Linked DNA regions of Homo sapiens: region 1 is linked to region 2. Evidence: read pairs that join two places in POLR2A ChIA-PET (ENCODE). Cell type or tissue: PC-3. All regions are shown on one strand. Links, peaks and the distances in the headings refer to the core of each region. The heading gives the core; the rest is flanking DNA. Region 1 holds the start of LOC101928688 (a long non-coding RNA gene). Region 2 overlaps LOC101928688 (a long non-coding RNA gene).

Region 1 (11,574 bases), core at 1,381-9,380, 61 kb before region 2:
TGGCGGTCCTCCCAAATCCAAGGTCCCAAACACCAGCCAAGGGCCAGTCTTGTAAGCTGGCCTTTCTCAGGATGGTAGTCTCCTGCCTCCTGTATGAAACCTTTACTATACAACAGCTATGGCCGTGATGTAATTTGGGGGGGTTCTTAGTATTTTATTTTAATAGCAAATAATAATATAATGACATAACACGGTACTGTTTTCAGTTGCATCACTCATACTAAGTTGTAATGATGCTTATGGTTTTGACATTTGGTGGATATTTTACAGGTATTTTTATATGAATTGCTATGGCAATATTAGATAATCATAATCTGTGTTTCTTATCTGATTAACCTTTCAGTAAAATTGTTAAATAAGCATACTAATTTCTGATTTTAAATTACAGTAAAAGTGGTCTTTTAATTACATGAATGGACCTGTTTTGATTCAGTGTTAAATCCCTGTTTATAATTATAAAATAAGATAAAATATTTAATAATTTTTATCAATTATTTTTTGCTTAAGTATACAGTTAAAATTATTAGCTATACATGCTCTATATAATTCAGTTTGGGAGATAATATCCATATTCTGTTATTAATTCTTTGACCTTTAGTGATTTGCAATTTTCAGGGTGACTATATCTTTTCATAATATAGAGTAATAGCAAATTCAGTGAATATCTTTTTTAAAATTAATCTTTACTTTTTAGAGCAGTTGATGTTCACAGCAAAATTGAGAGGAAGGTAGAGGTTTTCCAAATACTCCATGGACCCCCACATATGCACAGCCTCCCCCATTATCAATGTCCTCCACCAAAGTTCACTAGAGTTATTGATGAGCCTACATTGACACATCACCCAAAGTCCATAGTTTACATTAGGTTTCGCTCTTGGTGTTGTACATTCTCTGGACTTGGAGAAATCTATAATGACATGTTTCTACCCTTGTAAGTATCCTAGACACAATCATTTTATGGCCCTAAAAATCCTCTGTACTGTGCCTTTTCCTCTCTCCCCCCCACTAATCCCTGGCAACCACTGATCTTTTTGCTGTCTCCATAGTTTGCTTTTTCCAGACTAGTCTGGAATTCCACTGTATTGGAATAATAAAGTGGATAACTATTTGAATATTAAAAAATTAAAATTCCATGGTAATTGCAGTAGTCATTGAAGATGTTTTTTGTCCTTTTGTTTTCTTTTTGTTTTGTTCATCGTCGTAGAATATGATGATATGTGTTTTCCATACTGAGAAAGCATGATTTCTATAGACACTTGCCACATAATAGGGTTGACAAAAATGACATCATGCAGCACTACAGACCATCCTGCTCTATGAGATGGGTCCAGATAGACTTTCTATGAATGAAAAGGGACAATCTTAAGAGTTCATACTTTATAAAACCTTCATGCCTTGCAGTTGAAAATAAGACTAGGCAGTGAATACTACAGGTGGATAAATATATTCCTCACTGATTATCTTCCTTTGAGATACGAGTTTGAAAATAGTCTATATTATTACGACATGGCTCACCTACAACTAGATTCTCTGTCATGAGAAATGCCCAGAGAGTCACAGTGTTTGCTTTACATGAAGTGCAAAAGAACTTTTTTCTTCCACTGGAGAGAGTGACAACTGTTGGCACATTCTAGTAGCTTGAGTGAGTTGATAGTTCTGTTCACATATATTTTTCACATCAGATAGTACTCACTGGCAACTTGCCACCACCTCTTCAGTGTTTCTTCTTAAGCTTCTCTCTGAATAAGTGGTATGCTTCTGAGTGAGTGGATAAGCTCTTAAGGGAATGATCTTTCCAGTGGTTCTTTTCCATAGGAGTGAAATGGCAGGCAAATTTGAGCCTTGTTTGTGGCATACATAGGGCAGAGAAAATAGCCAGAACTAAGTAAACTTAACCAGCATTTTCCCCAGAAGAGTATTAGCAATAGTGAGTACAGTGATCTCCCTTGAGATCTTCTCCACTGGCAACTGAAAAGTCTTTGCAAGAATCTTTGTCCCTGGTCTGTTTCCTATGTTTTGCCATAAAACATAGTACAGTGCCCATGGACCTAGCTTCCTCGTGACAGGATGTTTTATTCTAAACTGAACAGTTTTAACTGAAGAACTGGAGAAGCTTTGTTGTGTCACAACAAAATAAGTCCAGTTGTCTTCCCTTATCCACAGGGGATACATCCCAAAACCCCCAGCAAATGCCTGAAACTGTGGATAGTACCAAGCCCTATATGTGCAATGTTTTTTCCTATACATACATGTCTATAATAAAGCTTGATTTATAAATTAGGCACAGTATGAACTTAACAATAGATAATAAAATAGAACAATCATAACAATATACTATAATAAGTTTTGTGAATATGGTTCCTTGAAATATTTTCTTGCACTGTACTCACCCTTATTCTGTTGATGATGTGTGGTGATACAGTGCCTCTGTAATAAGATGGCATAGGTATTGTGATGTAGTGCTAGGCTACTATTGACCTTCAGGAGAAGGACTATCTGCTTTGGGTGATCCTGGATTATTAAGCCTTGATAATACTGATGGTTGGATGTCAGGAGAAGACCTGCCAATGACTAACGGGTAGATAGCATATACGATGTAGATGCACTAGACAAAATGATGATTCATGCCCTGGCTGGGATGGATTGAGATGGCTGAAGATTTTACACTACTCAGAACGGCATGCAACTTAAAACTTATTTTTTTCAAACTTTTCATTTAATATTTATGGATCATGACTGACTATGGGTAACTGAAACCACAGAAAGCAAAACCACAGATGTGATACCGTGAAATACATATTTGGTCTTCAACTCTGTTAAAAGAAAAACTTCAGCTATATTAAATTTAAAGGAATTTAATTGAACAATGAACAATTCGTGAATCCAGCAGCCCCCAGAATCATGGCAGATTCACTGAGACTCCAGCACAGTCACATGGTAGAAGAAGATTTATAGGCAAAAAAAAAAAAAAAAAAAAAAAGAGGAAACGATGTCCAGTACAGAACAGCTGGATTGGTTACAGGTTGGTGTTTGCCTTGTTTGAACACAGTTCAAACACTCATCGGTGTATGAATGGTTGAGGTATGGCTGCTGGGATTGGCCAAGACTCAGTTATTGTTACAGGCACATACTCCTAAATTAGGTTTTTAATCTTGTCTACCTATTAAGCTAGGTTCCGGTTCATCCACAAGGACTCAAATACAGAAGTAAGGAGTCCTTCTCAGGTCACATTTAGTTCGCTTTAACAATTCCATTTCACGGCATACAACTCCTAAAATCCTTAGAATCTCCAAAGTGATGTATTTTTGTATGCTAATGATTGACTGATGGCTAAGCAGCTTCAGGATAGGGGCTGGTCACTGGAAAGATTAAGGCATGATTAGAGGATTGGAACTTCCAGCCTCCTGGGAGGGGAGAGGAACTGAAGATTAAGCTGATCACTGATGACCAGTGATTTAATCAGCCATTCCTGTGGAATGAAGCTTTCATACAAACCCAAGAGGATTGGGTTCAGGGAGCTTCCAGATACCTGAATAAATGGAGGTTTCTGGAAGGTGGTGCACCCTCTAAGGTTATGAAACTCTACACCCCTTCCCCAAACCTGGCCCTGTGCAACTCTTTATCTGTATTTTTGGTAACATTCTTTGTAATAGCCAGGAAATGCAAATTTTTTTGCTTCCCTAAGTTCTGTGAGCTGCTCTAGCAAATTAAACCCAAGGAGAGGTCATGGGAACCATAGCTTGAAGTTAGTCATTCTGGAGGCCCAGAATTGTGACTGGTGAGGGGAGGGGGCAGCCTTGGGGACTGCACCCCCAACTTGTGAGGAATTGATTTAGAGGACCCCCAGCTGGTGTCTGCTGCAGGATTGATTGATTGCTTGTTGGTGTGGAAAAGTCTTCCCCTCATTTGGTCACAGAAGTCTTCTGTGTTTGTTATTGTTGTACTTTGAGAGCAGAGAAAAAATACATTGTGGTCATTTTTTTTTCCACACATAGAATGGGTAAGGGGGTGTTACTGTGCATGCCTTCTAACTGCTCCTAGTCCATTAGTCCAGAAATCATGCTACGTTTGACACTGTTAGCTTATGATACAGATTTTGTTATTGATACCAGTGAGACTGATAGGGTTGATTTAGGATTATAATTGTACACAGCAGTTCCTTTTAAGGACCACATTTTGATAATTCCCATTCTTCCTTGCATTTCATAGATGCAAAGGAGGGGCAGTAAGAGTTCTTAATGCATTAATTTCCTACCAGTAGTATAATTAATATTCTAGTATAATCTCCAGGTATGGTCCCAAAGGAATACTTTGTAACAAAGCATCAGTCTTATGCCTTTTTAAAAAACAAAGTCTAAAGCATGCAGAAAAGTGTGCACGGTTTTTTAAAAATAAAGGTAGAGTTTTGCTCTGTTGTCCAGCCCGTTGTCAAACTTCGGGGCTCCTCAAGTGATCCTTCAGCCTCAGCCTACCAGGCACTTTTATGCTTTAAGTATTCTATGTGTTTCTATTGTTGATTTAAAAGGTATTTTACTTTTTTCTTTAACAGTGGATGGGAGTTCTGAAGACTCTGTAATCAGGTAGGATTTACAGATTTTAAATATTTATCTGTTAACTAAGGGAATAGAAGGAAAAGAAACGAACAACTGTTGATTGTTGCACCCCGTTGTGCACTCAAAATGACACATCATATTATGTACCTAACTCATTCCATATAGTCATCACAACAGCTTTGCAAAGTGTCTGTGCAATTACAACCTACTTTTTACTAATCAGGCAACTGTGGTTCAGAGAGGTTAATTGGCCCCTGATCCTATAATTAACAATTAGCTGACTCATAGAACAAGAGTAGAGACCTGATAGACCTGTGTATCTCTGGAATCAAGGTACAGGTCCAAATCAGATTAATTCAGAAAGTCACATTTAGTTATACATTAACTCTGATTTACACTTTTCTTTAGAAGTCTGATTAGTGCAAGAGTTTGTCCTATATAGTTTTGGCAATTTCAGTGCTAACCAGCAACATGTTTTTACCATCGAAGGTTTTAGGGCAGATCTCATTTAGCTACGGCCACAGAACCTTAGGTTTTACATAAGCAAGACCGGGCAAGTTTTAGAGACTTATTGGAAGAATTATTTTATTTTAAGTGAAAGATATCTACATATCCATGTTATGTTACATATCCATATTTACATATCTGTGTCATGTTAATTATATTTATCGTCTATTTACAGGCTATGTCTAGGTGATTTCTGTACTTAGACTTCCCGGTTTAATTTTCCCATTAGTTTACTCTGCCTAGTTCCATGAAGCTTTTTTCCCTAGAGATTTTTTTCTTCTTCCATTAGTTTTTATAATCTTCTCTTGAGTTTTTAACTTTCTTCTTCACTTTTCTTGGGGTGTCTTTTGTTCTATTATTTTTTCCATTTCTGCCAGCTAAGTGTTCCTTTTTTTTTTTCTGTAGACAGAATCAAAAGCACATAGAATTTCAGAACTTTAAGGAATCTTAGTGGCTAATCAAAATAACCTCTAGTACTTAAACCTGTGTTTAACATTCTGGTCAAGTGGTTATTCAGATGGAGAACCTGAAACTTAAGGAGGTTAAAGTGACTTATTTGGATACAGGAAGTGGCGGAAATGAGATTTGAACTCCTTTGAAAGCCCAGTCCTCTCCCTTCTTCATCATCCTGTCAGTGTGCATTTTAATAATAGAAAGGGAAGGTGGGAGTAGTGAACACAGTGGAAGAGGAAAAGAATGGAATCAACTGATGAACCCAATGGAAGAGGATAGGAATGAAAGGAGTAGGGGAAGGCCTAGTTTGAAGAGAACACTGAGGTAGGAACAAGGATTTTAGAAAAGAGGTCAGAATATTGGGGTTTATGACAAGTCTGATAGATTTTAGAAAGAAAGGGCACAGGATGTTGGGAGTTATCTAGAAAGGCGTATTAAAATAAGAGGTTCAAGGAAGTCGCAAACGAGTGGCTGCTTTTTTGGTTGTTTAATTGGAGCAGCTGACAAACTTCAGAGTTTCTATTGAATGATGGTAAAAGAATTTGAGTCACTGTGAAGAGTCTGCATAGCAGATAGGACTGCCGTATCATCTACTTTCATTGCAACTTGCAGAGGAGTGGCTCAGAGCCCCTCAAGTACCAGGGGACTAGAGTTTGCTGTACTTGACAGATCTGTGGCCCAGGGCAAGTGTCCCCTCACCTCTATTTCTTTTTCCAGTCTACTGACTTTTTCCCATGTCCATGCAGACTAGGGCAGGGGTAGGATTGGCTGTCAAATCAGTCATGGAGCTTCAGCTGGGTAGTTGAATCTGTTACCTGCTGGGGACAGATAACAGACTGCATTTAGCTTGTTTTCCGGGAGCAAGGAAATAGCTCCTACTCTTGGTTATTTGAGCCCATGCTTTTAGGAATTTGTGCTTCCATTGGCTGAAGATTTAAAGGTTGGAGACTGCCATAGAATCTTGCAGAAGAGGAATCTAAAAGGAAGGAAGATATTTAGATAGTACTTAATAGTAGTTAGGGACATAGAGCTGTACAACTACCAGGACTGTGTTTTTTCAGCAGTCCCTCTCTTTAGGTATCTGAGTGCCTATAAAGGTTGTTAAGGGCTTGCTAGTTTATGTGAACCTGAATAGGACAGGACCTATATAGGGAAAATACTAGGATTTTCTAATTTTTAATGTTTCAATATTTCTGAGAAGAATATTTTAATAACAACATAGACATTTGTCCTCTGACTTTCATATATTTAGCTTTCAATTATTTCAAATGTTTCAAGGTAAAGGTAAGCACTGAGGCCTTCTTTTTTTTTTGGAGACGGAGTATCACTCTGTCGCCCAGGCTAGAGTGCAGTGGCGCGATCTCGGCTCACTGCAAGCTCCGCCTCCCGCCCAGGCTAGAGTGCAGTGCCGCGATCTCGGCTCACTGCAAGCTCCACTCACTGCAAGCTCCGCCATTCTCCTGCCTCAGCCTCCCGAGTACGCCCAGCTAATTTTTTGGTATTTTTAGTAGAGACGGGGTTTATCTCGATCTCCTGACCTCGTGATCCACCCGTCTCGGCCTCCCAAGGTGCTGGGATTACAGGCGTGAGCCACCGCACCTGGCCCGCACTGAGGCCTTCTTAAGTGATTTCCGTGCTGAAGAACCCAGGCTGCCATTTTTGAGTGACAGAGATTAGTCTTTGAACCAGAAATAAATGAAGAAGAGGAGACTCTATATTTTTCTACCTTGTTTTAGATTATCAGGTTTGTTCCAGTTCAGGTATTAAAAATTATGTCAGCAATTAATTGGATTTTCAGCTCAGCCTGTAGGACATACAATTTGTGAAGACAAATTATTCTCAGACTATGCCAGTGTATTGGCTGCCATGATTTGTTACGGAACTATGCGTGGGTCTTGACTATTTCATAGGTTGGGAGAGGTGGAAATAGAAATAAGTAACTAAAATCTACAACAGAGGCCAAATTTTAATTTTCTTTTCTTTTTTTTTTTTTTGAGACGGAGTCTCGCTCTGTCGCCCAGGCTGGAGTGCAGTGGCGGGACCTCGGCTCACTGCAAGCTCCGCCTCCCGGGTTCACGCCATTCTCCTGCCTCAGCCTCCCAAGTAGCTGGGACTACAGGCGCCCGCCACTACGCCCGGCTAATTTTTTGTATTTTTAGTAGAGACGGGGTTTCACCGTTTTAGCCGGGATGGTCTCGATCTCCTGACCTCGTGATCCGCCCGCCTCGGCCTCCCAAAGTGCTGGGATTACAGGCGTGAGCCACCGCGCCCGGCCTTTAATTTTCTTAAGCAACATTAATATACAGATAGCTAGTCTCTCACCAGATTTGTTTCTATTTCTGTTTTTTTGGAGGTGACACTCAGGTATGGACCTGCAAATTACTTTCTTAAAGAAATGAACACACTCATTTTTGTTGTATATTTTTGCTCTAAAGGCTTTCCGGCAAACAGGCGATCAATGATTTACAGCCTACATCAGCTAAGGAAGACCGTGATTGTGATATCAAGGTAAAGTGCTCACATGTGAAATTAATTTTCTCATTATGAATCTAGTTTTCTATATAATTTACTCTTAAAATTTAGCAGTGGTCAACCTGTCATTGTTTTATGTTTGTAATGGAAAGTTGGTTACAAAAAAGCATTTTAAAGAAATATGAATAATTGAATTTGTAAAAATTGTACTTTGGTAAATAATAGATTGTTAAATACTAAGAGGGTGTGTGGGTGAGAAAAGGAATGTGCTGGAAAATGATTATATTGTGACAGAAAAATTATATTTGGCTAAGCTTTCTCACAATACAGGAAATTTGAAATGTGGTCAGGGTTTATTTGGATGAGTATGCTTTCTGTGACTTTTAAATTCATACTAACATGACTTTTATAATACTTATGCCTAAATAAATTCTTATCATAGTAATCATGGACTCTCCCTGGTGCGTTTTAGTTCCAAAACTGTACAGCAGATAGCATATAGTTTCTTTTTTTTTTTTGGACAGTTAATATTTTGGTATCATATACTTCTTAGGATAGCACTCTTTCCCTATTTCTATCCTTGGTTCTGTAATTAGACTAATACTAGAAATTGTGAAAATTTAGTTGAGTATTGTGGTACGTGCCTGCAATCTCAGCTACTTGGGGGTTTTAGGTGGGAGGATTTTTTGAGCCAAGGAATTTGAGACCAAATTGGCCAACATAGCAACACTGCTTCTCTCATATAAAAAAAAATTGTGGAAATTTAGAAATGTAAATTTTCTTTCTCCAAATGTACATTATAAAGGGATTCCATTGTGTTTTCTAAGTCACTTAATTAAGAACATACTTAAAACTCCTCAAATTGAAGAATTTGGACTAATGGGCTAGGACATGCTTTGCCCAAAATACCAACCAGTTCTAGCAGCAGAGACTCTTAATAACCATAAGGTAAGGCTTTGATTTCAGAATTTTTTTGCATCATACTTATTAAAGATTTACACTCAAAATCTTTGTATCACATTTAAAAACTCCAAATGTAAGAAGTCTTTGTATTTAGTTATTTAAATAATCACTTTAAAGCCCCTGCATTAGTATAAGCTACTGGAGGTTAGGAAACACACCTGTTTATATCCTGGAGTAGCTAGAATAAAGTATTGCCTGTAAGAAGCATTTTAATATTTTGTAATGTGAATACTTGAACAGACAAAAGGATTTCTATATAATGGAATGTTACAATTAACATGAGATACATACCTAATAATTAAATCTATGGCATTTCTAAAGTATGGCTTAAATGTATAGTCCCTTTCAATGTTTAGGATGTATAAATTCAGATGAGTTATATTGGGAAAATATGTCATAAATAAGAAAGAAATATGCCATCAAATAGGAAAGAGGGTTACAGTATACTTTGCAGTATCGTCCAACTATAAGCTTAGGTTAGGATTTGAGATTTAAAATTTTTAAACTTTTTAAACCCCAACCCATGTTCTACTAAATATATCTTTTCAAGCCATAGATTACACTTTAGAATTATGATTACTAATTATTTCTCCAAGTGGAAAGTTTATGGAACATTTCTTTTTCCATTTCTCTCTCCCTCTCTATAGTAATAATGGTCCATCTTTCAGGTAGTTGTAGATGACCATGTTTAAATACTTGAATGTATTGTTTTATGGTATAAAATTAAGCTCTTAGAGAAATATTTACAGCAAACTAATTGTAGAGTATTATTAGGGATATATTATAAACAAAAATCTCTGTTATATATCTGTATTTCCCCATGTACGTTAGCATACTTGATGATTTTCCTTTGGGTCCTGCTTGACAATGATTGATGTATATAAAAACTTTTAAATCATCAATCGGGATAATCATAGCTTTGTTTTTTTGTACTAGATCCTTTCTCCAACTTTTAACTACCATTCTATATGGTGTCAATGGGAAATTAGAACTATTAGTATGTTTACAGGGGAATGAGAAAACCATTTGATTTTGAAAATAGGATTTACATTTCTTTCTTACATCGTAGTAGTACCTAAAAATGCCTCATAATTCTATAATGACAAAAGCTTTTCTTACAATGTAAAACTTTAAAAATTAATTTTTAAAAAGGAGTGTTCTTGCAGAATTTTGAATTGAGGTCTTAGAATGAAATCTTTTCATTCAATATAAAATGTATATGACCATAATATTCCAAAAATATTAGCATATATTAAAACAAGTATATTTTATATCCTTGAAACAAATGTTGAAATATGTAATTGAGAGGGCGGCGGCGGCGGCGGCGGCGCTGGAGGCGCAGAGGGCGGCGCAGGCGGAGCCGGGCGGGCGCGCGAGCGAGCGGAGAGCGGGCGGCCGTGCGGGCGGCGGCGGCACCCCCAGGCCGAGCCGGCGCCGAAGGAGTTCCAGGGCGATGGGGCCGCGGCCCGGGCTGACGCTTTGACAGCTGGAAAGAGCGCGGAGCCAGCGCCTGGTGGGGAGGGAGGGGAGCGCGGCGAGGAGAGCGCCAGCGAGCGAGAGAGCGAGCGAGCGCCGGGGAGGGGGCCGGGAGCGAGGAGCAGCGCGGGAGAGCCGGAGCGGTAGCGGCGGCGGCGGCGAGGCTCGGCGCCCTCTTCCCTGCAAACCATGTTTGCCAAAGGCAGAGGCTCGGCGGTGCCCTCGGATGGGCAGGCTTGGGAAAAGTTAGCTTCATACGTCTACGAATATTTACTGCACGTAAGAGTACAGAAATCTGCAGAGACCTTCTTGTCGGAGATTCGATGGGAAAAAAACATCACGTTGGGAGAACCGCCTGGGTTTTTGCACTCGTGGTGGTGTGTATTTGGGGACCTTTACTGTGCAGCTCCTCAAAGGAGAGACACTTGTGAACATTCAAGTGAAGCAAAAGCCTTTCATGATTATAGTGCAGCAGCTGCCCCGAGCCCCGTGCTTGGCAACATTCCCCCCAACGATGGGATGCCGGGAGGCCCCATCCCGCCAGGTTTCTTTCAGGGTCCTCCGGGGTCACAGCCCTCGCCGCACGCACAGCCTCCACCTCACAATCCTAGCAGCATGATGGGACCCCACAGTCAGCCTTTTATGTCACCGCGATACGTAGGCGGCCCCGGGCCCCCGATCAGAATGGGAAACCAGCCTCCGGGAGGAGTTCTTGGGACACAGCCATTGCTGCCCAATTCTATGGATCCCACACGACAACAAGGCCACCCCAACATGGGAGGATCAATGCAGAGAATGAACCCTCCCCGAGGCATGGGGCCCATGGGTCCCGGCCCACAGAATTACGGCAGCGGCATGAGACCACCACCCAACTCCCTCGGCCCGCCATGCCCGGGATTAACATGGGCCCGGGAGCTGGCAGACCCTGGCCCAATCCTAACAGTGCTAACTCAATTCCATATTCCTCCTCATCACCTGGTACCTATGTGGGACCCCCGGTGGTGGCGGCCCTCCAGGAACACCCATTATGCCCAGTCCCGCAGATTCAACAAATTCCAGTGACAACATCTACACAATGACCTGGCGGCAGGTCCAACTTCCCGATGGGTCCCGGCTCGGACGGTCCGATGGGCGGCATGGGTGGCATGGA
Region 2 (11,574 bases), core at 1,177-9,176:
ATATTTATGTAGAAACCTTAGGAGAAAATCAGGCCAGGCGTGGTGGCTCATTTTTGTAATCCCAGCACTTTGGGAGGACGAGGCAGGCAGATCACTTGAGCTCAGGAGCTCAAGACCAGCCTAGGCAACATAATGAGACCCTGTCTCAAAAAAAAAAAAAAAAAGAAAGAAAGACAGGAAGAGAGAGAGAAAGAGACAAAGAAAGAAAGAGAAAGGAAGGAAGGAAAAAGAAAGAAGAAAGAAAGAAAATAAAAGAAAAAAGAAATTCTCCAATGTCTCCAATATAAAGCCAGCTTTGGGATCTACTACCCTGTGTTGGTGCTTCTTAAACTGGAGAACGCACATCCCCCAAAAATATGTCCAGAGAACCCACCCCACTCCCTGTGCCCTGGGATCTGCTGACCTCATTTTAAGAAATATTGCACCTAATGTCAAAATAACACAATCACCCTGCATTTGTGATTTTTACTTTGGTTGAATTATTTTATGTTATAAAGGTATGTTATATAGTTAGTAATACTACATAGCCAAAAGCTTTATAGATTATCTTTAATTTCTTGAGGTAGTGTTTTCCCAACCTGAACACTCTTAGCTGCCCAAGAATATCAATAGAGAAACCAGTTTGAGAAGTATTGTACTACACAGAAGTTGTCTAAAGACCCTGAGATTTAATAATCTAGCAACAGAAGTTTCTGGTTTGAGCTCAATTGACTCCTAAAGAAAGTTGGGGCCTGGGCATGGTGGCTCACACCTGTAATCCCAGCACTTTAGGAGGGTGAGGCAGGCAGATCACTTGAAGTCAGGAGTTTCAGACCAGCCTGGGCAACATGGTGAAACCCCATCTCTACCAAAAATACAAACATAAGCTGGGTGTGGTAGCACATGCCTGTGATCCCAGCTACTCAGGAAACTGAGGTGGGAGGATCATTTGAGCCCAGGAGGCAGAGGTTGCAGTGAGCTGAGATCTCGCCACTGCACTCCAGCTTGGGTAACACAGCGAGACTCCCATCTAAAAAAAAAAAAAAAGAAAGAAAAGAAAAGAAAAAGAAAATTGATAGGAAAATAATGAGGGCTGGGGTAGGAGAGCAGGAGGCAGGGGCAGGGATCAGGGAAGGGCACAGGTGGCCAGTTGGTCATGGAGGCAGGATCTGTGGCTTTTAAGGGCCCTTTCTCTAGGACCTTGCACAGGGCCTGGCACACAGTAGTAGGCAGTCAATAGATATCGTTGAATGAATGAGGGAAGAGGGAGGAGGAGGAGGACAGAGATTGTGTTTTGTCATAACCAGAAACTCTGCCTGGATTTGTGTCTAAACTAGACAAAGCTGTGGCTTTTCACACAGCTTGGTGTGAGTTCGGTTGACTCCTAAAGAAAGTTTGGGGGCCGGGCGTGGTGGCTCACGCCTGTAATCTCAGCACTTTGGGAGGCTGAGGCAGGTGGATCACGAGGTCAGGGACCAAGACCATCCTGGCCAACATGGTGAAACCCCGTCTCTACTAAAATACAAAAAATTAGCCGGGCGTGGTGGCAAGGTGCCTGTAGTCCCAGCTACTTGGGAGGCTGACGCAGGGGAATTGCTTGAACCTGGGAGGCAGAGATTGCAGTGAGCCAAGATTGCGCCACTGCACTTCAGCCTGGCGACAGAGCGAGACTCCGTCTAAAAAAAGGGCCAGGCGCAGTGGCTCACGCCTGTAATCCCAGCACTTTGGGTGGCCCAGGCAGGCGGATCATCTGAGGTCGGGAGTTCGAGACCAGCCTGACCAACATGGAGAAACTCTGTCTCTACTAAAAATACAAAATTAGCCGGGCGTGGTGGTGCATGCCTCTAATCCCAACTACTTGGGAGGCTGAGGCAGGAGAATCGCTTGAGCTGGGGAGGTAGAGGTTGCAGTGAGCCAAGATTGACCCATTGCACTCCAGCCTGTGTAACAAGAGCGGAACTCCATCTCAAAAAAATAAAACAAAAAAAAGAAAGTTGGGGGCCAGGAGTGGCCGCTCACTCCTGTAATCTCAGCACTTTGGAAGGCCAGGGCAGGTGGGAACTTGGTTTCTGCTCTAACTGGTTTGGGGATGTGAATGAAGGGTAGGCAGAGATCTGACTTCAAGGCTTCAGGGAGCATGTGAGATAATTACAAAGTTAAGCAAGGGAAATTAAATTGCTGGCCAAAAATCACAATCCTTTTGCTCCTAAAGTTTAGAAATGCCCTGGTTTGCTAGAGAATTGACTTTTTTGAAACCTCTTATTTATTTATTTATTTATTTCTTAGACAGGGTCTTGCTCTGTGACCTAGGCTGGAGTGCAGTGGTTCCATCACAGCATGCTGCAGCCTCCACCTCCGGAGCTCAAGTAATCCTCTCACCTCAGCCTCCCAAGTATCTGGGACTATAGACATGTGCCACCGTGCCTGGCTAATTTTTTTTTTTTTTTTTGACATGGAGTCTCACTCTGTCACTCAGGCTGGAGTGCAGTGGCGCAATCTCGGCTCACTGAACCTCTGCCTCCCGGGTTCAAATGATTCTCCTGCCTCAGCCTCCTTAGTAGCTCGGATTACAGGCATGTGCCACCACGCCCGGCTAATTTTTGTATTTTTAGAAGAGATGGGGTTTCACCATGTTGCTCAGGCTGCTCTCGAACTCTTGACCTCGTGATCCATCTGCCTTGGCCTCCCAAAACGCTGAGATTTCAGGCATGAGCCACTGCGCCTGGAGCCTGGCTAATATTTTTTATTTTTTGTAGAGACAGCATCTCACTGTTGTCACCCAGGCTGGTTTCGAACTCCTGGCCTCAAGCAGTCTCCCTATCCTGGCCTCCCAAAGTGTTGGGATTACAGGCACGATTCACTGTGCGTGGCCCAGCTTCTTTTTAGTATTAAAAAAAATGTTGTGTCAGCCAGGATAGAATGGCCTATGCCACAGTAACAACCAACCCCCAAATTGCAGCAATCACATTTATTTCTTACTTTTGCTACATGTCCAAGGTGGGGCTGCAGGGCCTCTTTGCTGCTGCCACCACTCAGGGCCCAGGCTGCCAGTAGTGTCCTCTCAGCAGTGGCTTCCTTGATCATCAGGACATTGGGAAGGTGAACATGGTGAATTACGCACTGCTTTCTACCCAGAAGGGTCACATGTCATTCCTGCTCAAATTTCATTGACCAAAAAGAGCTACATAACCCAAATCCTACCAGGTGCCCCAAAGGTAGAGAGCTGCAAATATTTAGTGAACAGCATTTAATGACTACTACGTATTTTCCTTATGGAAAACAAACATACAGAACTAGAATTGCACAAATGAAGACTGAAGGTCTGGATTGGTTCTTCAACTCTATTAGGTTGGTGCAAAAGTAACTGCAGGTTTGCCATTTTAATGGCAAAAAGTGCAATAACTTTTGCACCAACCTAATACATATGCAAGAAGTTGTGTCACAAATTATAATTGGGGCTATAGCTATAGATTCACTGTTTGAAAGCCAATGTGAATCAAGGATTATTAGACAATGGGAGACTTCTACATTTCCCCCATACTGTTCTACAGCTTTGACTCAGAAATGCATTTTAGAATGTAAAAGATTTTTTCTTTTTTAAAACTCATTGCTTACTGCTTCTTAATTTAGTAAAAATCTACAAAGATATCTTTGTTTTCTTTTTTTTTTTGAGACGGAGTTTCGCTCTTGTTGTCCAGGCTGGAGTGCAATGGCGTGACCTTGGCTCACCGCAACCTCCACCTCCTGGGTTCAAGTGATTCTCCTGCCTCAGCCTCCCGAGTACCTGGAATTACAGGCATGTGCCACCAAGCTTGGCTAATTTTGTATTTTTAGTAGAGACGTGGTTTCTCCATGTTGGTCAGGCTGCTCTCGAACTCCTGACCTCAAGTGATCTGCCTGCCTCAGCCTCCCAAAGTGCTGGGATTACAGGTGTGAGCCACCACACCTGGCCTACAAAGATATCTTGATTGCTCTTCCAATTCAACTTTCCATTTGCAAAAGCCTCTAATATTTCAAAATTCTGAGTTTCTTCTGACAAAATTGGGGTAATCTGAAACAGGTAATGAACAAATCACAGAAAAATAGAGCTGGAAAGGAATACAGGGATTATCTCATCCAGCCATCTAAGAGAACAGAAAAGATAAAAATAATAAATAAATAAATAAATAGCTCTGGGATGTAGTCTTTCTGGCTAAACAGCTTCCCCATGAGGAAGTTGCAGCACTTAAACTTTTGACTCCTGTAGGCACAGCAGTGCATGCCTGTAGTCCCAGCTACTCCTGAGGTGGGAAGATCACTTGAGCCCAAGAAGTCCTGGACTATAGTACACGATGCCAATCGGGTGTCTGCACTAAGTTCAGCATCAGTATGGTGACCTCCTGGGAGTGGGGGACCACCAGGTTGCCTAAGGATGGGTGAACCAGTCCAGGCAGAAACTGAACAGGTCAAAACTCCTGTGCTGATCAGTAGTGGGATTGTGACTGTGAATAGGCATTGCACTCCAGCCTGGATGACATAGTGAGATCCTATCTCTAAGAATAGAGAGAGAGAGAGAGGGAACTAAACTTATCACTCCAAGCCAAATTCCCTTTCCTCACAGGCCTCTCATTAATGTTGGAAAATGCCGGGTCCTCTGTACAACTTTCTGTTTCCTACAGTTGCCTGGCCTCTATTTGTTTTTGTCATGTCATATTCCTCAACTGTTCTAATTGGAGTGGAGCTGTGGTCATCTATTGTTATAGTAGTAATACTGAACATTGCCATCATTTTTATTAAGTGATTCTTACTTGCCACAGCAGTATTGTATTTTCCCCATGCAAATATCATGTGTGATAGGTTCAACTGTGACCCCCTAAAAAATCTGTTCAAATCCTAACCCTTAGTGCCTATGAATGTAACCTTATTTGGAAATAAGGTTTCTGCAGATGTAATTACGTTAAGATGAGGACACACTGGATTAGGGTGTGCTCTAAGGTGACTGTCCTTACAATAGGTGAGGACTTGAGTGACGCAGGTACAAGCCAAGAAACACCAAGGGTGGCCAGCAGCCACCAGAAGCTGGAAAAGGTGAGGAAAGATGCTTCCCGAGAGCCTTCAAGGAGTATGGCCCTGCTGATGCCTTGATTTTGGACTTCTGGCCTCCAAAACTGCCAGAGAATAAATTTCTGTTGTTTTAAGCCACTGAATTTGTGGAACTTGTTAAGGCAGCCCAAGGAAACCAACACACTCCATGAGATGGTTATTAATTCTCATTTTACAGATGAAGAAACTGAGGTTTATAGAGATTAAAGATTTGCTTGAAGACTTAACAGCCATGAGAACTAAATCAACGTGTAGGTTTTGTTTGAATCCTATAAAAAGGCCATTTTTGAGATAATCAATGAAATTTGAATATGGTTTGGGTAGTGGATGTTATTTATTTATTATAAATTTTATATTATTGTTTTAGATGTTACTAATTATATTTGTTGGTGCAAGGTGCAGTGTTATTACATTGTTGTTCAATAACGGCATAGTGATCATATTTTAAAAGGGTTTGGCCAGGTGCAGTGGCTCATGCCTGTAATTCCAGCACTTTGGGAGGCTGAAGGGGGAGGATTGCTTGAGCCCAGGAGTTTCAGATCAGCCTGAGCAACATCGTGAGATGTTGATCTAAAAAAATAACCAATACATTTTTTTAAAAGAAGGAAAAAAAAATAAGTAGAAAGAAATATAAAAGGTTTTTACCAGCAAAATATGCATACTGAGGTATTTGTGGGTAAAATTTCATGACGTCTGGAGCTTGCTTTAAAATGCTCATCCTGGCCAGACACGGTGGCTCACGCCTGTAGTCCAGCACTGTGGGAGGCCGAGGTGGGTGGGTCATTTGAGGCCAGGAGTTTGAGACCAGCCTGGTCAACATGGTGAAACCTCCATCTCTACTAAAAATCTAAAATAAATAAATAAATAAGTAAGTAAATAAATCAGCCAGGGGCTGTGGCACACGCCTGTAGTCCCAGCTACTTGGGAGGCTGAGGTACAAGAATCGCTTGAACCTGGGAGGTGGAAGTTGCAGTGAGCCGAGATGGCACCACTGCACTCCAGCCTGGGTGACAGCAAAACTGTCTAAACAAACAAACAAAATAAAATGCTCATCCCCACCACTCCCCGAAAAGTACTGGAGGGAGTGGATAGATGAAACAAAATGGACACGTTGTCATTAATTGTTGAAGATGGATGATGTGTGTGTGTGTATATAGGGGTTTGTTATAGCATATATTGTACTACTCTTTCTGTTTATGTAACAAAAAATAACCTTTCTTTCTGAGAGAATTCAGTCCTATTGTCCTAGGGCATATTCTGTAATGAATTAACTCCACTCTTATGCATCTTGCAGGGAACTGCAGCATGGGATGCAACATTCTTGGAAGAACTGAGAAGAGTACTCACTCAAATTACCTTCTGTGTGGTTTCTATGGTTTCTCCACACTGGTTGAGAAAGTTCTGAAAACCGCAATCCAGAGGGTAAGTCCAGCTCGAACGGGAAGGCAGTCGGGCTCAGGAACATGGAGCAACCACCTGCCCTTCTGCTGCCCTGGACAATAGGTATTGCACTGTTGGAACTTGGTGGCATTTGCCCAAGGTCAAAATAGGGCATGAGGGAAGATGAAGGGATGGAAGTGAGCCAGCTGTGGGCATTCTCCTAGACACTTCTCATGCTCCTCTGCTTCTCTTAGCCCCTAGAGAACTAAGCCTCACCTAGTCCCCCACCCTTCTCCCCTGTCCCTAAAGCAGTGCACATCCCTTTCGAGATTTTCTGACAGTGACTAGGAAATTCAAGGGCAGGTTTTGTAGTGGAAAGTGCTGGCTAGGGTTGTGCAGCCCATAGGGGCCTGGTTTCCTAATCTGACCCCATGGCTCTTTGGCTGTGTGATCTGGGGCAGCTACCTAACCTCTCTCAGCTTCAACTGCCTCTCCTGTGAAACAAAGATGGTATTGCCCAACAGGCTGTGGGGAAGACTGAATGAAGCATTATTATATGTTATGCACCTAGTGAACTGCATGATATACAGCAGATGTTCAATAAGTAAGACACATGGCCGGGTGCAGTGGCTCACGCCTGTAATCCCAGCACTTTGGGAGGTCGAGGCAGGTGGATCACCTGAGGTCAGGAATTCGAGACCAGCCAGGCCAACATGGCGAAATCCCATCTCTACTACAAATAAAAAAATTGCCAGGCATGGTGGCGCACACCTGTAATCTCAGCTACTCAGGAGGCTGAGAATCGCCTGAATCTGGAAGGCAGAGGTTGCAGTGAGCCGAGATTGCGCCACCGCACTTCAGCCTGGGTGACAAAGCAAGACTGTCAAAAAAAAGAAAAAGAGATAAGGGCAAGAAAAGGCTCCAATCACTGCCTCAGCCACGTCCACTGCCATGACCACTGATACCTCACAGGATAATTTGCACCTTGGATTTCAGATGCTGATAACTGGTTTCTGTAAGGTGAGATCAGGGCAGAGAAGATCCAGGAGAGGGCTGGCATGCTGCCCAAAAGACTCCTTCCAAAAGGGCTGATGGCAGGGCTGAAACCACCTTTGCAAAAATTATAACAGAGGAAATTATGACAGTGAAAGAGATCAAACCTAACCGACTCCATCTGGCTTCTAACCTTTAAGCTGTCCTTGTTCACTCCTGGGCATAGGCTGAACTAACCTTGGGAAGGAATTTAGTTCACAGTTTTGCTCTGAAACAAAATTGATAATAGCCCTTTCCCCACAAAGACCCACTTCTTGCCTGGGGACCAGTCTATCTTTGTAGGACTCACAAATTAGCTACAAGATTAGAAATTATGGTTTAGAGGTCATGCAGCCTCTGGCTGCAAGAGTCTGAACCTCCCCAAATTGCTTCTGGGGATAACATCACCATTGTAAAGCCTAAGATCAGTGCTTGAGACATTTTGCAGACCTTGCACTGGTAGCTGACACTACCCAGAAGGGTAATCTGGCTCAACCAGTTCTGTGATCCCACCCAGGAACAGAAGACAGCAAGAAAACCTCACTATGACCCCCTAAAATCCCATCTCCAAACTGGCAAATCAGCACCCCGTACTTCCTGAGACTCCACCCCTCAAATTATCTTTAAAAATTCTCCAAATGCTCAAGGAGACTGATTTGAGTAGTAATAAAACTCTGGTCTCCCGCATAGCCTGCTCTGCATGAATTACTCTTTCTCCATTGCAATTCTCCTGTCTTGATAAATTGGCTCTGTCTAGGCAGCGGGCAAGGTGAACCTGCTGGGTGGTTACAGGGCTTTGGGTAGAAGAGAGAGAGGAGATGAGAAGAATGCTTACAGGGGAGGCAAAAGGGGAATTCCTGGGGCAAATCCTGGGGGGAAAGTAAGGGAGAGGTACTCTCCAAGGGACATAGGTGAAACTTGAGTCATCTGTAAATGTGAATACCTCCAAATAAATAGAAGAAATGTAAATAGTACTTGCTATGTCCCAAGGCTTATTCTGGAAGCTTTACAAATATTAACTCCTGTAAACTTCTCAACAACCTGTGACATAAGTGCTATTATTATCTCCATTTTGCATGTGAATAAACTGAGGCAAAGAGAGGTTAAGCAACTAGTCCAAGGTTGTCCAGCTGGTAAGGGTTGGAGCTGGGACTCAGATCAGACAAGCTTGTTCCAGCATCTCTCCACCAATTCTGGAAATCATCACTCTGTAGCTGAGTGTTGAGAATGGTACAAAGAGTTAAGATTCCTGCATTTTGATGGATCTTTCTTCTGAAAACTGGGTCACCCTAACAGTCCCCTGGGTTTACCTGGCCAGGATACCTTGATTCTCTGACACTTTTTTTCCTCCCTCAGGTCTAGTTCTGTGATCCCTCTTGGCTTGTGCCTTGTCTGCTCCAGATGGGGTGTCCTCTCTCTGTGCCAGTGTATCAGCCAAGGGTCCATCCAGAAAAACCCACTCAGAGTGATGTATACTAGGGAGATTTGAGAGGACCTAAACAATTTTGGAAGCTGGTTAATGCAAACTAAAAACAATTCTGGGATAGCCACAGTGGCTCACACCTGTAATCTCAGCACTTTGGTTTTTTGTTGTTGTTGTTGTTTTTGAGATGGAGTCTCGCCCTGTCACCTAGGCTGGAGTGCAGTGGCATGATCTCGGCTCACTGCAACCTCCACCTCCGGGGTTCAAGCAATTCTCCTGCCTCAGCCACCCAAGTAGCTGGAATTACAAGCATGTGCCACCACATCCAGCTAAGTTTTGTATTTTTAGTAGAGACAGGGTTTCACCTTGTTGGCCAGGCTGTTCTGAAACTCCTGACCTCAAGTGATCCACCTGCCTCAGCCTTCATCCCAGCACTTTGGAAACCTGAGGCAGGTGGATTTCTTGAACCCAGGAGTTCAAGACCAGCTTGGGCAACATGGCAAAAGCTCATCTCAACAAAAAAATGTATGAAGTTAATAATAATAATAAATAAAATGCTAAGGTCCGCGAACCACCTGAATGGACCCATCCTCTCTGCCAGGACATTCCAAAGTTAACCTGAAAAACTGGTTCAGGCCATGACAGGAAGGGAGGGTTGGACATACCTCATTATACCCTCCTCTCTTTTGGATTTCAGCAAAAGCTGACAAGCGTTAACATCAACACAGACCTTAAGTCTGATAAGAAAAACTTACGGGCCGGGCGTAGTGGCTCATGCCTGTAATCCCAGCACTTTGGGAGGCCGAGGCGGGTGGATCACTTGAGGTCAGGAGTTCAAGACCAGCCTGGTCAACATGGCGAAACCCCGTCTCTACTAAAAATACAAAAATTAGCCAGGCGTGGTGGTGCACACCTGTAATAACAGCTACTCTGGAGGCTGAGGCAGAAGGATCACTTGAGCTCGGGAGGCAGAGGTTGCAGTGAGCCAAGATCACACCACTGTACTCCAGCCTAGGTGACAGAGTGAGACCCTATCTCAAAAAGAAAACAAAAAAAGAAACACTTTCAGTCTATTATCCCTGAAGGCTGCTACCTGGAGCTTTCACCTGCATGATAAAACTCTGGTCTCCCCAACCCCTTATCATCATAACCCAGACATTCCTTTCTGTATATTCCAGGTCTTTAGATAATAGCTTAATAAGTTAACTCTGTCAACCAACTGCCATTCAGAAAATGTTTAAATCTACCTATAACCTGGACCTCCCCCACCTGCCTCCTTCCAGTTGTCCCACCTTTCCAGACCAAACCAATGTACATCTTACATGTATTTGATGTCTTATGTCTCCCTAAAATGTATAAAACTAGGCTGTGCCCCAACCACTTTGGGCACATGTTCTCAGGGTCTCCTGAGGGCTGTGTCACGGGCCATGGTCACCCTCATTTGGGCCAGAATAAATCTCTTCAAATATTTTACAGGACTTGACTTTTTTTTGTCAACATTGAACAGTCTGTAGATGGCTGGTTCTGGGGCCTGAAGTCTGCAGGGCAGGTCCTCTGGGGATGAGGATGAGGATGGATATGAAGTGGAGGAAAGCAAGGATAAACTGGGACTCTTGAGCCCAAAGCTGGAGCCAGAGGACAGATTGGAGCCCACATAGGTCTTTTAGAAAGCTTCCAATTTCAAGGAAGTAGGTGTCCTATAGGGAAAGCTAGAGCCTTCCACTATGGAACCAAACATACATCTGGCCCAAGAGTCAGAGAAGCTGAAAGAGGCTCCAGCAAAATATGGAGGAGCTGTGAGCCACGGGCTGCCACCAACAAGGTGAGCCAACAGAAAAGCAACAACACGAGCATGTGCTGGGATGGTAGCTGGAGCCTGAGCCAGTCAGCTGAGCACAGAAGGGATACAGCTGCTGTTTCACCTCTGTCTTCCAAATTCCACCCAAGATGTCTCTTGTGGGCCATGCCAGCCTGGAACTATGCAGGGAAGGGGATGCTGGGAGACATTGTTCCAGCTTAGCTCAACTGCTGCAAGCCCAGGCCACACACTTGGGATAGGACGCCCTGCTCTTGCTGGGGAATCCCCTCCATTCTTTCCCTGGAAGTCAAACTGAAGAAAACAAGCCTCCTGCCCAGGGAATTTCTTTGCTTTCATGTTTGCTTTGTTCTCTGTTTTAGTGCCACGGTGGATGTATTCCCTGCTGCCAACTTCTAGTATGGACACCTGGGTGGGTGCCTTTGCTTCTCTTCAGAACCACCCACACCTTTCTATCCTTGGACTCTCCTCCCCAGAGGGGTCATTATCCCAATCAAACACAGTTATGATGAACAGAGAATCCCTGACAGTCACCAGGGATGTCACATAAATGACAGTGTAGTTATGTCTACCACACTGTTTATTCTTGATCTGTAGGATAAGTCTAGAACCAGTTACTTTTATTTAAATACTTTAACACTTGGTGATGGCATAATCTAAGTCAGTGGTTGTCAAACTTTTGCCTGTGGCAGAATCACCTGGAATCCTCTGATTCACATTTTGATTTTCTTTTTTTGTTTTTCTTTTATTGAGACAAGGTCTGGCTATGTTGCCTAGGTTAGAGTACAGTGGCTATTCACAAGTGCAACCATAGTGCGCTGCAGCCTCAAACTTCCGGCCTCAAGCTATCCTCCTGCCTCAG

Evidence for each region. Peaks named below come from ENCODE experiments on the same cell type or tissue, not always from the same donor. Only the 100,000 strongest peaks of a DNase experiment are listed, where the experiment ranks them.
Region 1: POLR2A ChIA-PET joins it to region 2 with 11 read pairs; 4 of 35 experiments call an interaction of 5 or more read pairs at or near these places.

The regions. Positions count from the first base shown.
Region 1 is chr7:39,822,958-39,834,531 of GRCh38, forward strand. LOC101928688 (a long non-coding RNA gene) reads left to right here and starts at 7,803. Exons shown (of 9, transcript XR_001745176.2): 1 at 7,803-8,021. It also overlaps the pseudogene LOC100422519 and the pseudogene SSBP3P1. In PC-3, for the core only: no CTCF peak of the experiment used is centred there; no DNase peak of the experiment used is centred there; H3K27me3 peaks cover 5,709 bases.
Region 2 is chr7:39,884,152-39,895,725 of GRCh38, forward strand. It overlaps LOC101928688 (a long non-coding RNA gene), which reads left to right. Exons shown (of 9, transcript XR_001745176.2): 8 at 6,356-6,483. It also overlaps the pseudogene RN7SL496P. Among named protein-coding and RNA genes, the nearest start is that of CDK13-DT, 59 kb to the right of the region's middle. In PC-3, for the core only: no CTCF peak of the experiment used is centred there; no DNase peak of the experiment used is centred there; H3K27ac peaks cover 446 bases.